Regions from separate parts of the Homo sapiens genome. Here region 2 is linked to region 1. The links are chromatin loops, found by intact Hi-C in ENCODE. Cell type or tissue: dorsolateral prefrontal cortex. All regions are shown on one strand.

Region 1 (2,500 bases):
GCTCATTCACAATGTTGTGCAACCAGCACCACCAGCCAACTCCAGAACTTTTTTGAAACAACATATGATTGTATCTTTAATAAAATGTTGCCAGCAAATAACAACTTTTTACCCCCAAAAGTACATAAGGAATTTTACACAATATATAACAGTTATCCCTAACGTACTGCATATTCCTATTATTCCTACGTAAACAGTAAATGTAAGTAAGATACTCAGCCTGCTGAATTCCAAAATAACATGAGAAGCAGAAGCTTTGTCTTATTTGGTTTCAAGAGCCTGGGCAGGAAAATGGACACCAGCCTTCTAGGAAAGGCCCCAGGAACCTGGTCTCTGGGAGAAGCCCGGTCACACTGGATGGGTGGGGGTAGGGTCTAGCTTGACATCTGCTTCCCTGCCTCCTTCCTCGCTGACCTCGCCCGCCCGCCTCCGCCTCCGCCTCTGTGGCCCTCATGCAAGCTCACCTGGTCACTTTCGATGATGGCACGTGCCCACTCGTGGGCTTTGTACAGCTCATGCCGGCGGTCTGGTTTCTCCTGGAACCGAGGCTCCTTTTTGGCAGGGTCGTCATCCCCAAAACAGGGAGACTGTGTTTTGGGGACAAGTTTTACGTCATCAACAAAGATGAAAGGCTTGAATATGGACCTGGAGAGGAAGGAGAGGCACTTCAGCCAGGCAGAGGCTGGGACCCGGGAACACCCAGAGACTGTCCTTTTATTCAGCAAACATTTCCCAAGCCAACTTATGGTGGGTGGTGGGTGTGGGTGACGGGTGGGTGGGTGAGTGCCAAGAGAGACATAACTGCATGTTTTAGTCGCTATTTTAGCAAAACTGCAGCCATTTACAAGCTGCAAATTCCTCTACTTACAGCAAAGAGACATCAAAACAGACTTCCTTTGTTCTGAACCATTTGAGAGGACTCTTTTAGCAATAAAAAGTGAGGCAAACAAACAGTGTTCTGAGAAACGGTGCAAGGAGCCATCTAGCTGAGCGAGAGAGGTTTGCCTTTTTTTTTTTTAATACCGTGGTCTGAGAAGCAGCCTTTGGGAAAGGAAGGGCCTTTTGGTTTGGGTTTGTTTTTAGTTTTTTTCTGAGGTTCTACCTTACTGAAAAATCTATGGAATATCTCTGACAGACCCAAGGAGGGGACAGAGTAAGAAAGATGACAGAAGAGGCCTTGGAGGGTGCACACCACACAGAAGTCTGGTTGTGTGAGAGAGCTAGCACAGGGCACAGCAGGTAGCTAATGCCCCCCAGCTCTCTTCAATTCAGTTCTCTCGGCAGGATGGATGTTATCTTCGGGAAAATGGCTGTGCGTATGCCTGCATGTGTGTGTACTTGTACAAGTCTAGGATACATCACCCCCCCACCCACCCACCCACACACACACACACACACAAGAGCCACGCATATAAACAGCTGTGGCCTGGGATCCCAGGCCAACGGGCTAAGGGACCACTATGGCCAACTGTAACGCCGGGGAGAGAGCCTTATCCTACCCTCCCCACATCCAGAGGAAACACTGCTGGATCAGAGGGCTGCTCCTGGCAGGCATGGGCACCTCTGCGTCCCAAGGATTGCCTGTTTTCAGCTGTACCATGGGGCAGCACCTGCAATAACAGCAGGAGAGAAGGAACTCCCCATATGTGCCCCATATGTATAGGTCAGATTTGTCAGATTTGGACATTTTTTTCTCCTCTCAACAGGTGCACTGTGGCCCACCTCGGGTACCTCAAGTGGGCTAGAGGTGAGCTAGGATGTTGATTCCCTCAGCCCTGGGGCATCTGGAGCTTGAGGAAGCCAGGGCAGCCTTGCCAGTATGGCACACAGGTATGAATATTTTCAGGTATGGGCAAGGTATGGTGGCTCACACCTGTAATCCCAGCATTTTGGGAGGCTGGGGCAGGTGGATCACTTGAGGTCAGGAGTTCGAGCCCAGCCTGGCCAACATGGTAAAACCCCGTTTCTACTAAAAATAAAAAAAAATTAGCCGGATGTGGTGGAGTGCTCCTGTAATCCCAGCTACTCAGGAGGTTGAGGTGGAAGAGTCGCTGGAACCCAGGAGGCAGAGGTTGCAGTGAGCCAAGATCATGCCATCGCACTCCGGCCTGGGTGACTGAGCGAGACTTTGTCTCAAAAACAAACAAACAGACAAAGAAAAACTATTTTCAGGTATGCCATGACCTGAAAAGGACTGGGAGCCAATAACCCTTGCCAGCCAATTTTGTCCTCGGACTTGCAGCAACAGTATCGGCTGCAGAACCTCAGGCCCCACCCTGTCCTGCTGAATCAGAATCTGCAATTTTAACAAGATCCCTGCGGATTCATAACATATCCCAGTCTGAAGAGCACTACTAAAGACACAACAGTAATGAGAAGTACTCTCTTAGGTTAGCTTCCTGATGTTGCCATGGGACAGGAGTCTCAAGTGAGAAAAGAAAGACACTGATCACAATATGCAAAATTGGGGCCCAGACTAATTTAATTTGAGTATTAAAAG
Region 2 (2,500 bases), 180 kb before region 1:
GGGAGGAATCTGAGACAGAAATAGGTTTTGCGACTTCTCCAGTGTCATTTGAAAATGGCAGGGAAGTTGGGGTTCAAAGCCAGGAGTCTGACTCCACAGCCCACCCTCTAACAAGCTAGACATATTGCCTCTTTACAGTGTATGATAAGTGCTTGCCAAATGCATGTAAGAACTGACTATCCAGCTAAGTTTCTCCAAACTAGATAACTGTCTTTAAGCAGGGACCTTGCTGCCTGTGCCCCTCCTATCTCTCTCTCCAGTCACCACTACCAACCACAATGCATGGTGCCTTCTTCACAAGCAAACACTGAAGAATTATACTGGTCTGTTCTCCCCTCTTCAAATCCTGACTACAGATTCAGGGTAGCGCCATATACCACACCTCCCTAAAAAAGAATGGTTATAGGCAGGGCACGGTGGCTCACACCTGTAATCCCAGCACTTTAGGAGGCCAAGGCGGGCGGATCACCTGAGGTCAGGAGTTCCAGATCAGCCTGGGCAACATAGGGAAACCCCGTCTCTACTAAAAAATACAAAAAATTATCCAGGCATGGTGGCACGTGCCTGTAATCCCAGCTACTCAGGAGGCTGAGGCAGGAGAATCCCTTGAATCTGGGAGGCAGAGGTTGCAGTGAGCCAAGATCACGCCACTGCACTCCAGCTTGGGTGTCAGAGTGAGACCCCATCTCAAAAACAAAAAAAAAAAAGTGGTTACAGCATGTGCCTTAGAAATATAAGCCAAGGGAGCACTGTGGTTAATACTGTGAGTTCTAGAGTAAAATTCCCTGGGCTTAGATCCCAACTCTACTGCTTATTAGCTGTATGGTTTTGGATGAGGCCCTGAAACTTAGATTCTTCATCTGAGAAACGGAGACGCAGCATCTGGAACATAGCACGTACTCAGTAAATGTCAGCTGTCAGCATTGTCATTGCCAATCCACTCAGCCCCACAGGCAGGTATGTGTGGGCCTGGCACCCCCATGAATTTCTGTGACTTCCTCAGCTCCCTTCCCCTGTGCAAAATTTTCGACAGGGGTTAGAGAGGGTGACCTGCCTCAGTATCCTTTGGAGTTTCAAGGCTGAACCTTAGAGACTGAAATTAAGAAAGTGAAACCAAGGGAGGAAGGCTGCCCCACAGCCCAGGGAGCAGATAGAAAGAAGCATAAGTAGCCCCACTGGCCCTCGCTTTCTCAACTCTACAGAGCTGGGTGGCTGGAACTGTGCCAGACTCCCAGGTCAGAAGGTGCTCTGCTTTTGGGGCTGCTACCCCAGGAAAAGCCTTCGTACCTATCAGGAAACAATGCACACTGACACTCAGGGTCTGCAGCCATCTCAGTGGTACCTGGTTAAAGGAACACCCTTTACTTCATAAGTGGCCAGAAATACATGAGAACCTCTGTGTCTTGTCAGGGAGTGGGTGCCTAGCCTAACTTAATCCTAGGGGTACCTGTGATGACACTGAAGGCTAGCATTTTTTAACATGCTGGGTACTGCACTACGTGCTTTGCACATGTCATCTCACTTAATCCCTACAACAATACTGTACGTTTTTGGGTTTTTTGTTTGTTTTTTGGGACAGTGTCTCTGTAAGGTTTTTGGTTTTGTTTTTTTTTGTTTTGTTTTGTTTTGTTTTTTTGAGGCAGGGCCTTGCTCTGTCACTCAGGCTAAAATGGAGTAGCTCACTGCAGCCTGTACCTTCCAGGCTCAAGTGATCCTCCCACATTAGCCTCCCAAGTAGCTGGAACTACAGGCATGTGCCACCACACATGGCTAACTTTTTTATAGAGATGGGGTCTCACTATGTTTTCCAGGCTGCTCTCAAACTCATGGCCTCAAGCTGTCCTCCCACCTTGGCCTCCCAAAGTATTGGGATTATAGGCATGAGCCGCCATGCCCAGCCAATACTGTTAGTTTTGATAACATCATTATCCTTATTGTACAGAAAAGGAATCTAAGTAATTGACTCAAGTCATACATCTGGCAAGAGAGGAATTAGATTTTTAATTCTATCCTATGATATGGAAGTAACTCTTCAGCTGCCCCGACCCTATGGCTCCAGGCTTCTGCTATGGGCCTAGTTCAGAGCTTCCAGGAAATGTAGATGATGCAGTACACTTACAGCACTGGTTCTCAACTCCATCTGCATGTGAGATCATCACCTGGGGAGATGATCCACCGGGTCCTCCCCAGACCACATGGATTCAATTTTCTGGAGGATGGGACCAAAGCTTTGGATGTTTTGTAAGATTTCTTTGGATGACTCTACTGGGTGGCCAGAGTTGAGACCCACTCCCCTTAAAGCCATTCTCAATGAATATATGAAACTTTAAAAAGAAATTCCGAAGACCCTCATATCAAAGGTCTCTTTGGAATAATATCTGCTCCTTCCTCTCCAAGGGGCAATCTCTGAACAGGCAGTGGAGGTAAGGATACTTCATGGGGGATTTCCAAACCTTTTACTTGCTTATAATGCATACATTGTAGGATTGGCTCACTTTAA

Evidence for each region. A loop is a pair of places that touch in the nucleus more often than their neighbours do. Peaks named below come from ENCODE experiments on the same cell type or tissue, not always from the same donor. Only the 100,000 strongest peaks of a DNase experiment are listed, where the experiment ranks them.
Region 2: it touches region 1 in a loop (3-fold over the local background); 79 of 110 quality-filtered maps call a loop at or near these places.

The regions. Positions count from the first base shown.
Region 1 is chr7:29,925,988-29,928,487 of GRCh38, forward strand. SCRN1 (secernin 1) reads right to left here. Exons shown (of 8, transcript NM_014766.5): 7 at 465-645. Among named protein-coding and RNA genes, the nearest start is that of FKBP14-AS1, 61 kb to the right of the region's middle. In dorsolateral prefrontal cortex, a CTCF peak has its summit at 981; no DNase peak of the experiment used is centred here; H3K4me3 peaks cover 996 bases; H3K27ac peaks cover 2,083 bases.
Region 2 is chr7:29,750,949-29,753,448 of GRCh38, forward strand. No RefSeq gene overlaps it. Among named protein-coding and RNA genes, the nearest start is that of WIPF3, 54 kb to the right of the region's middle. In dorsolateral prefrontal cortex, no CTCF peak of the experiment used is centred here; no DNase peak of the experiment used is centred here.